Linked DNA regions of Homo sapiens: region 2 is linked to region 1. The links are chromatin loops, found by intact Hi-C in ENCODE. Cell type or tissue: Caco-2. All regions are shown on one strand. Each heading gives the region's core, and the rest is flanking DNA. Links, peaks and the distances in the headings are about the cores only.

Region 1 (5,672 bases), core at 197-5,196:
TTAGACAGAGTCTTGTTCTGTTGCCCAGGCTGGAGTGCACTGGTGCGATCTCGGCTCACTGCAACCTCCGCCTCCTGGGTTCAAGCGATTCTCCTGCCTCAGCCTCCTGAGTAGCTGGGACTACAGGCACCCATCATCACACCCAGCTAATTTTTGTATTTTTGAGTAGAGATGGGGTTTTGCCATGTTGGCCAGGCTGGTCTCGAACTCCTGACCTCGTGGTCTGCCAGCCTCGGCCTCCCAAAGTGCTGGGATTACAAGCGCGAGCCACCACCCCCATCCATACATTGCATTTTCATGATTCTTTTCTTAAACCATGACTATTCATTCTCATTCTCCAATCTGAACCATTTTCCCAGCTCACACTTCAATTGTTGCTGCTCTTAGGGTTCTTTGCATCCTTGGAATTCTTCTCTTCTCTGGTTTACCTTAGTCATTTTATTCATGTTAACAACTTTTAACTACTACAACACCAAAATCTGTATCTCCAGCTTCTTCTTCTCCAGAATAGTATTCCCCGCTCTCTATTAGATGCTTCAACTATCTTATTCCAAATAGGTCATTTTTTTTTCTGTAATAACACTGCATAACTCACATAACTTACAAGGACAAATATCTACTTCTTGTTTATGTGATCTGAGGGTCAGCTGTGGCAGCTCTTCTCCAGATTATTTTGAGATATAATAACTATGGGGATGATGGAAGAAGTAGTTCCTGGGTTATGATGATGTCCTTATGTTAGAGAGTAAGAGCACTTATGGGGAGTGGTTTCCATTAACACCTCTGCTTGAAACTGGAACACCAAAGTTCCTGCCCTCATTTCACTGGTCCAAGAAAAACCACATGGTCAAGCCCCAAATCAATGGAGCAAAGAAGTATACTCTATCCACATTAACACACGGCAAAAAATAGGAAAGAATAAAAAATTATAAACAAATTAAACAATCTTCCAAACAGTTACACCTAACAGCAGTAGGTTCATATTGATACTTATCTTTCCAAAATACCTTATATCACCCAGTGATTCCTGTTACTACTTTATCATATTCCCAGTTGCCCAAGATGAAAAGTGAGAAGTAATCCTCTGTTCTTCTGTTCACTCCACGTTAAATCAGTCAACATTCCCTCCATACTTCTATCTCCTTAACATCTAATGTCAATGACCATTTCTTTCTGTCTTCGCAACCACTGTAGTATTTCAGGATCTTGTCATCCCTCACAAAACTATAATAATAATATGTTGTATTTAAAGGAATCTGCTATATGAGATTGACCTCAAAATCTCAGTGGCTTGACACAACAGAAATTTACTTTTCACCCACAAAATGTCCAAATAGTTTTTGTAATGTCACAGGTGGTTCTCCTTCAAATAATGACTGAACAACCCAGGCAACATCCATCTAGCGGTTCTATCATATCACATATTGCTTCCTACAAGTAAAGAACGTGCAGAATTACATGTTGATGGGTTTTGTGCAGCAGGCCTGGACATAACACATTTCACTTCTATCTACTTCCCTTTGGCTGGAACTCATTTATATGGTTTTATCCACCTTAAAAAGAGGCTAGAATATAATCTAGTGTGTGTTTGAGAGAAAGAGAAAATGGGTTTGGTGAACATCTAACAGTCTCTGTTTCAATGTTTTAGCTGATCTTTTTGCTAGCAGGAATGGCCACCGACATCAGAATAATCTATCTAAGGCACAAATTCAATCTATTGCCTTGCATAAAACCTTTCCATTACTTTGCAATGATTGAAAATAAAACCAAAGTTTTTCACAAGATGGACAAATGATTTCATGTGAAGACAACCTATTCTTCAGTCACACTGTGTTACTTTCAGTTCCATGAAAATAACACAGTCTCTCGCCTGTTCTGTTGCCATAGCCAGCCCTGTACTATTGTTCCTTCATTGACTGCTTACTTATCTTTAAAGCTTAATTCAAGCAGCCGCTTGTCTATGAATTTCTTCATTTCTGTTTTAGCAGTCATTTAGAAGTGCCCAGTCTTCCTTTTATTCCATTTATTGTGCACATTCATTTTGCCATGTCAACTACAACACTCTACATACTTACAACCTCTCCTTTCCTAGTACTATTTTATTAACTAGAAATAAGTACAGGGTAGGCATTAATACATAAGATTATTATTTATCAATCCAGCAATAAGGAATACAACCAAGCTGATACTATAATATTGTAGTGACAAAATTCAGCTAATCTTCTAGATGGAACCAACTGACAGAAACCTTCAGAAGACCACATGTAATCCACAATTTTACCAGGCTATTCAGAAAGGGATAGGCTACTTGACTTTCTAGATTCTTACTCCTTATTCATGAAAGTTTGGAAAGGGTGGTACAATAATTCTAGTCATTTCACATAAATTGAACTCTTTCATCAGTGAAAATCATTGACATGTGTTGATCCTAATCCCCAGTGTGACGGTATCAGTTGGTAAGACCTTTTGGCAGTGATAAGTTTGAGATCAGTGTAAGAGTTAAAGAAAGAGGAAAGAAAAACGAAACGCGGCTTAACAGTCAAATACTTTTAGAGACAAAACCCAAGAGGGGCTTCTGATTGATTTCAGTCAGGAGGGCTTTCTTTTACAGACTAAGAGTACATATTGGTTTTAGGGTGAGGGAGCTTATTACAAGCTTGGAATGTTTCTGTGTGGGGGAGAAGTTTTATGGCGGGGTTGGAATGTCTCTGGGCAGAGTGGAGGTTATCTTGGGGATGACATCTTTCTGGCCAGATGGGGGTTATCTCAGGGCTAGCATGTCTCTGGTCCAGGAGGAGTTTGGAGTGTTTATGGTTGGAGCTGTTACATGTGGTTTATGGTCATACTGACCTTAGCCATTAGGCTGATGCCCTTTGGATTTAGGCGGTATTTGATTAAGGTGATTTTTAAAATGACAGTGCTTGTCCAAGATGGTGATACTCCTGCTCTGTCAATCAGTGCCCTTATAAGAGCCTGAAAATACCAGAGTTCCCTGCTTCTGCCAAGTGAGGACACGGCAAAACAGCCGTCTATGAATCAGGAGCAGGTCCTCATCAGACATCAAATCTGTTGGTGCTTCAGTCTTAGACTTCCCAACCTCTAGAACTGTGAGAAATAAATTTCAGTTGTTTGTAAGCCACCCAGTCCATGGTATTTTTTATAGCATCCCCAAATGGACTAAGACAATTTTCTTAAGTATTTACTGTGCTAATTAACAACCAACTAGGGTTAATTACAGGTAGTTACATTAAAGCCTTTGGAGTGAGATCTTCTGACTAGTGTTCAAAGGCTATCAAACCACCCCTAGATTGTCTCTGATTAGGACACCTTAGATAATCCAAATGTCAACTAACTTCCCCTAAGGTAAGGCCTAAGAAGAGTTTTCTTCAAGAATGTGAACCAAAATTTTGGTTATAAGAAAATATATCAGTAAATATTTATACTGCTAAAATAACCAAGCAGTAGCAAAGATTATCTAAAAAAAATTCAGAGAGGGATTCCAGGTTTTGCTTTGCCCAGTCATGATGTGAACACATTCAGCCTAGTTAGCTATCTCACTGAAAGCATCAGTGAAACCTCACATGCTGACCTAAAAAACATAAGATCATTTTAAAACTGTTTTTAGTTCTTAATGATTCTTTCCATGTTTTGGTAAAGAGCAATAGGTTTGCAAAGTCACTTTTGCAACTTGGATTAAATGAGGAAATACACAATTATGGGTGCCTTAATATTCTTTCAATGAGGATTCCATTCTGATTTTTTATTTCCCATAAACATAAAATGTACCAACAATAGAGACAGAACACCACTTTTCTGATAAACCTTCTTTTCCTTATATGAAAGAATGTCTTCTGGCCAGGAGCAGCGGCTCAGATCTGTAATCCAAGCACTTTGGGAGGCCGAGGTAGGCAGATTGTTTGAGCACAGGAGTCCGAGACCAGCCTGGGAAACATGGTGAAATCCCATCTCTATAAAAATATGAAAATTAGCCAGGCGTGGTGGTGCATGCCTGTAGTCCTAGCAACTCAGGAGGCTAAGGTGGGAGGATCACTTGAATCCAGGGTGTTGAGGCTGCAGTAAGCCATGATCACACCAGTGCACTCCAACCTGCGCAACAGAGTGAGACCCTGTCTCAAAAAAGAGAAGAGAGGGGAGGGGAGGGGAGGGGAAAGGGTGGGAAGGGGAAACAAAGAGAAAAGAAAAGAAGAGAAAGAAAAAAAAGAAAAGAGAAAAGAAAGAAAAGAAAAGAAATTCTTCTGCTTCCAGTTGTTAGGATGTGAAAACACAATAATAAGAGAAACCTGGACAAAATAAGAACCATACTTTTCTATGGAGCTAATGAAAAGCAACAAACACCAAAAAACACTTAAAGAATAACATTCTAGAAAGAAGTAAGATTTTCCAGAGATGAGTAGAGAGCCACAGCAGTTCCCATGCCTCTACGCAGCTGCCTCCTCTGAGTACAAACAGAATAGCAGAGCTATCATAGATGAAGCATCCAGGGAATGAAGGAAGCAGCCTTGCCTCAGATGACAGTGTGAGCTGCAGAAACAGACCAAATCTACAAGACCCCTAAATGCAAAATCAAATTGTTTGACCTGACAATTTCAAACTCTAACCCTCCCTTTCAATTTTGTCATATATATGGCAATAAAAAGGGGCAGGTAGCATAATCCTCTACATTCTTATTATGATTGGATTTGACAGCCTGTCAAAGTTGAGAAAAAATTAATCACATAATATTTGACAGTGCAGCCCAACTTTCAAAATGCAGCCAAGATCAAAAGTGCAATGGTACAGAACAGCGGGGCTTGGGCTAAACATAAAGCACTGAGAAATTCCATCTAGTCAAATGGAGGACTATCCTTCAGGACTAATGCCCAAACTATGGATTTAGCCCTTTTCCCTTCCTATCCTGTCATGGGGCCTATTGTAAAGAGTCATGCAATGAAATAACACTGAGATATTAAAGACTTGTGATCAACTAATGCGTTAAGTCTCTGAAGTGCGTTTGCCATAATATCACATCCTGGAAAAATAAACTCTAGTTATTAAACTGAAGACACTACTGCAGGACTGAAAGGGAGATTGATGTGAATGAAGGGATGGAGATAATTTCTTTAAATACCCCAGAAATCCCATTATATAGGCTCACACAGAAGTCTGAACAAGGAACAAAAGTTGGGGAACACAGGTAGTTGGTTTTCAACTTGTTATAAGAAAGAACTTTCTAGTAACATCAAAACCAAATTAATGATAAGAACTATCATTTAATGCATGCTACTATGTGCCTATTACATTCTGTATATAATTTCATTAAATCTTCATAATGACCCTTTGTAAATTGCCTCACATCACCCCTGAAATCCAAAGCCAGACAGTCTGATGCTGGAAGCACTGTTTTGGTAACCATGTCATACTCTCTATACCTCTAATAAATACGATTAGTCAGCAGTAGGACCAGATGCTTCATGAAACTGTATTATTAAATGTCACTCAAGTTAATCAATCAGTTCTCTATACCTGCCATGTACAAAGGATATAATACATTTCAACTGATTAAATTATTTGTCCTTAAAAACAAATGGATTTAAAAGTATCTGTTAATATTTTATTCCGTAACAATCTTTATTTTGTGTAGTATTAAATTGACTTTTTTTAATTTAGTGTGA
Region 2 (5,672 bases), core at 260-5,259, 260 kb before region 1:
AGATTAACGAGAGATAGATGGCTTTCACTGAGGGATACCTGAGAGATTCCGAACTCAGACACAGCAAGTATAGCAGAGATGGGGAGCCAGTCACAGTATGGAAAATGGAAGGGAGTATAGGCTAAAAGTCTCTAAAGGATTAATTGGCTCTCGCTGCACAAAACTGAGAGCATTCAAGTAGCCGATCTCACCTACTCCTATTCCATAGCCAGGAGTCAGTTTGGGATTATAGAATCTACGATGTTGAAATACAGAGACTCAGAGCTTTTAGTCACCAGATGATAGAAGTGAGACAGTTTAAAATGTGCATTAATTAATAATCTTTATAAAAAAGTATAGCCAAATCTTAAGCCCCCTGTTACTACACTGACCAGAAAACATCTAAAACAGACATATTGGGAAACCAGCTCATCTCTAGTTTAATCAATAGACTCTAAGTTAAAACAAAACAAAACCAAAACCAAAAAACTCAAGTCCAGAAAGAGGGCAAAGGAATTGTGGGGGTTATTTTTCATTGTTGTTGTTTTTAATTAGGGGGATTGTCTTCAACAACCTGATTATCTTTCCTTAATTTTGAGTGTGCAGATTGAGCAATATCCCTGTTTGTTGCTTGAGAGACACAATGTACTATTAACCATCTCCACTATCTCCATAAGTCTCTGTAGGTCAAATCCTCTTGGCTGCCACTTTGACCTTGCCACTCATTGCAATAATTGCCTCCACTGTTAAATGCTGAAACCTGGCTTCTATCGAGGAAAGGGGCGGGAGTGAGGCTTCAACCAACTTCCTTGCTTTTGTAGCCCAGGCTTTCAATGGCATTTTCTTCTGTCAGCCTGTCCTGGAGAGCAGAGCCACCACTGAACTTAATGATGCTAGTGCGCCTCTCAGAGCTAATGCATCAGCACTTTGAAAAATAATGTGTCCTTCAGGAGACATAGTGAAACATAGTTTTGGGGAGTTTTTACAACCTTCCATAACATATTACTTTAACACATACAGACCAACATGAACATCTCAATTATCTTCTTCCACAGTCTGTAATGCTAAATCAGGCATTTTTATCTTACTTAGTCTGGACTATGATTTTTCCATGCATCTCTGGGATATCCTAACAGTGTGTTTGAATAGTTTCTCAGGGTCCTTTCTGGGGTGTTAAATCCTGCATCTGGAGAGGGTCCTTTCGTGTTAATAAACTACCTTTTATCCCAAATCAAGTTAAATTTCTCTTTGTTTAGTTTTTTAGGACCGTAGTCCCTTTTCTCCTTCTGCAGATCCAGCACATCCCCAGATGAGTGACATTGTGACTTAACCCATTTATTGGCTGTGTGTGGGCAGATGTTGAGGGAGTGCATGTTATATTACAGATGAGAGACATCTGCATCATCTGCAGGTAATAGTAGAGCTCCAGCCATTAGCATAGAGAAGTGGGCTACTTCTGCAGGCTCACAGGGTTCAGGGAAGTGTGTGCGTTCAAGAATTTGATGCATCAACACCTGCATCGGTCTCCCATTCTTTCAAAGGCAGGGCCCTGACTTTTACATAGCACACCTATCTTGATTGAGAGCTTAACCTCTGTTGGATCTTTCCCTACTTTTCTGCTGTAAGAGATGAGTGCCCCTTTATAGGCAAACAAGGAGGGCTTTAATGTTTATACTTGGCTTCTCATAGCCAATCATCTTCTGCTTTTATTTACCTTTTAATCATAGCATCGATTGAGTAGAGTAAAACCACTGAATTCTGTTGCCTTTACAGTTGCTATTTCGTTCATAATTCTCTACCCTTCACACAAAAGTTATAGCCTATCCAGAGTCCAGTTGTTCCACAACTGGATGTTTATTCAGAATACCTGATCAGCCACAATGCTAAGGAAGGCACACATAGACACTACCCTTCTCTTACCCTGGGTCACTCCAACCTATCCTTTACATCTCCCCAAAAATGCCCATTCCTCAAGGAAGCATGTAAGCTGTCATTCACATATTTTCCTCCCACAGAATTACATGTATCCTCTACCATAGTGCCAAATGTGTTACCTTGCAGTTGCCTGGATATTCATCTTTATCTGATACTCTGATAGAAGCAACTTGAAGTTAAGCACCATGTCTGTCTTGCTCATTGTTTGTTATAATTCTAGCATGAAGCGTGGCGCCAGCAACCTAAAAGATAATCAATAAAAGCTTGTTTAAAAAAAAAAGTCAGTACAGCTTAGTACTGTAGTTTTCTATTATTTAGATGTCCTTGATTGAGTTCATAGAAGAATTCATTAAATTTGATGATAAAATCTCTTTATGTACTGGTATTGTGACTAGATATCCTCTAAAGCTACTTTTTTAGAGTCCGCTATATATATCATATAAATGTCATCTGTCATCATATTTATTAAATTTGCAGAATCCTAATTAATTTTTATTTAGAATCTGCCGGCATTGTCACCATTGTTTAAAAATATACTGCTCCTTGTATTATCTAAAATGGCACTGTGATGAACTGGCTGTCTTACTAATTTTCTCCAACTGTCCAATGAGTCATATAGAATTTCCTGTCAAAATCTTTCATCTCATTTTTACCAACTAAATGCTCAAACTATTGACATCATTTATGTAAATGGAAAGATGTTTAAAGTGAGTTGAAAGCTAGTAAAAGCTAGCCCATTTTATAAGTTACAGTTATTTAGGATAGAATCTCCACAGACAATTTCAATAAGGACAATTTTATTCTCTTATTTAATACTGTTACACACTCACTCTCTATGTCTCTATGTATGTATATATGCATGTATGTGTGTCTGTGTATATGTGTATTTTATTTATATATATGGATATATACACACAGGGGCTCAATCACATAGGATAAAAATAATATTTTCCATCTTTAACAGACACTCTGAAACCTCTTTAAACTGCTTTCTGATGTGCCTTTTTATGAAACACTGAATCTATCCTACATTGTGTGGTGAGAATGTCTATTCTGGCATTGCTTATTGCAACTAACAACTATAAATCTTGATGCCTACCCTTCTTTTATTTATCTTAGGTCAAATCACCCTATAAAAGCTGGCTTCTGGAATTTTTTCTTTTTTTCTCTACGTAAGCCCTGTGGAGAATTTCAAAGTTTATCACGTCTAAAATATAATCATCACTGTTTTCCAGGAGACCATGGTTACATCCCATACAGATTATGATTTAGACTTGCTGGTAATGAAACTGCTGAGGAAAATGGAACTAGACGTAATGTCAAAAGTAGCTCTAAATATATTAGATACATACAAGTGAAATCCTAATTTACACTGCAGATCATCAATTTGTTCTAGCCATAGAAGCCACATCATCAACATGCTTTGCTATTGTCCTGAAGGGCATGTTGACCTATTTGATTTAATTTTCTGTTCTGCCAGTTAAAGCTTTCTTTGACCAATATTTAACAAAATCTTCAGTTGGGATTTATATGGTTTAGCTTTTCTCCATAAAATGCAACTACACTATATAGTTTAGTTTACTTTAGTTTGACTGCTCTTCAGGTTTAACATTGATCTGCTTCTAAGTCCAAGACAAAATTATCTTCCTCTTATAGGTTTTTCTGTGTGAAATTTAAGACAATATGGTTATTCAGCAAAACGACTATCTGAAAGAGCTGTGAAGATGAAATTGTGTTATTTTAAATTGATCTCAAAGGTTAAGAATAATATTTTCAACGGAGCATCTAAATATGTCATTTTTAAAAAGCATGAATGAATTAATAATTTGAATGAATGATGCATTTTTTAGAGTGGATATATCATATACATCATTGATACATAGTAGTGGTGCCATAGATTTTGTGTGTTTTGTTTTTTTTTTTAATTTCTAACACGGCTGTAGTGCCACCTCTGGGAACTCCTTAAGATATCAACAGTTAGAATATGGAACTCAGTCTATGTAAACTCAGAAGTTTACAGAGACTGTTTGATCTCGGGAAAAGAAAACAAATTTTATTAGAAGGCATACTAAGATACAATAAAATTCAGTGAAGTTAGGCACACTTAGTGACATGGACATTAACAGAGACCTAGTCTTACATATATTAGCCTGTACCGTCCTGAAATTTACCATATTAAACAGTCATATTTATGATAAGTAAATCTCTGATTTAAAATCTCTGTTTTAAAATAATTCCTGTATTTAGATGGATAAAAATGAAAATTGAGGAACTCTTTAATTAGAAGGTACACATTTCATTTTGTGTGGTGGTGAATCCTGGAATAATATGTGTAAGCCACATGAAACCATTGGATGTCTTCCTATGTGCTAATTGTCCAAGATCAAGGGCTATACTGTGTCAGAATTCTTATGAACTAAAACTATTGACTCTAGAGATTTTGGACTTTTGTAGCCCCTATTTTTGAGCTAACTTATAGGTTCCAAGGCTTTTGTTTCCCTGGACTATTTTATCTACCGACCGTACCAAGCTCTACAGAAAATGAAGAAATCAAAACTAAAAAGAGCTTATCCCATCTCTGTTAATCAACTGGTAAGATATTCAAACGACTCAAATTTGACCCACAAGCTCTTAAAATGTAACATGTTTATTTAGATTATAGTGGTTAGACAAAATAACGTAATGCAGCCATCGGTTCCCTGCTTACTTTCTGGGATTCACTGTCCACTTCTCCACAATATTAGCAAATGGGTAGCTCAGTGCTTAAGTGATGGCTTCTGAGCAGCAAGTGACCAAAGCCCAGTTCCTCTTTCAGTCATTGTTAGAAAGCACTGACTTTGGAACTTCTTTGTCCTTCATGTTTCCCCACAAAGGACTATATAGATATAGTTAATCCTTGGCCCCTTAACATGCACTAAGGCTGCTTAACATTAGCTATTTGGCATGCTTTTTATGTAACACACAATTATCTGGCAAAAGTCACTCTATAAAGCATAAGTAACATGTTTATATTACTATTATCAGAAATGACATCAGTGCACAAAACAACTTTTATGGTCCAGTTAACAAATTTCAATACAACCAACACCATAATTTAGAAGAAAATCCCCCAAACCATGTATATTATAAATAATTCTTCATAGCTTGCCTCCCTGCTGTATTATTACTGTTTACCTAATGACAAAACAAATGAGTTTGAATTTGTCTCTAGATTTAGTGTAGGAGCTAGCCACAAGATATCTTATATTTAAATATAGCAAACTAAGTAAATTAACACTCATACTTTAGAAAGTTTAATACAAATCTCTTAAACATGCCAGTAGTATATTCACAGGCATGAGATATGTAATTCCCAAAGTCAGTTACCTTAGGGTATATTCATCTCAAAATTTTAATTATAGAAACAATACAGTATACTTTGAAATTGTTAAATAATGTAAGCTATGTGCACCTGACAATTCACAAATAGTGTATTATGTTTTAAATCCCTAAAGATTTTATTTCAAATAGTTCTTCGGAGCTCTTGAAGTTAAATAATTCTTACAAATACTTAAGCATTTGTATTTCAAAAGGAGCTTGTATACCTCTATTTTAGGACTTTAACAGTCTGTCTGAAATAAAACTTGATTGGCGTAGGTTACTCTGTATGAGATGAAGTAGTGTTAACATTTACTTGATACCTGCAGAGAAAAGCAAGCAAATCATATTTATATAGTGTATTAAAAGATATTGCATGCAGCTGTTTTCAACTTGATTTT

What was found. Peaks named below come from ENCODE experiments on the same cell type or tissue, not always from the same donor. Only the 100,000 strongest peaks of a DNase experiment are listed, where the experiment ranks them.
Region 2: a loop joins it to region 1, with 3 times the contacts of the local background. A loop is called at or near these places in 5 of 110 quality-filtered maps.

Annotation. Positions count from the first base shown.
Region 1 is chr4:163,030,340-163,036,011 of GRCh38, forward strand. No RefSeq gene overlaps it. Among named protein-coding and RNA genes, the nearest start is that of MIR4454, 60 kb to the right of the region's middle. In Caco-2, for the core only: no CTCF peak of the experiment used is centred there; a DNase peak (open chromatin) is centred at 2,732.
Region 2 is chr4:162,772,007-162,777,678 of GRCh38, forward strand. No RefSeq gene overlaps it. Among named protein-coding and RNA genes, the nearest start is that of MIR4454, 320 kb to the right of the region's middle. In Caco-2, for the core only: no CTCF peak of the experiment used is centred there; no DNase peak of the experiment used is centred there.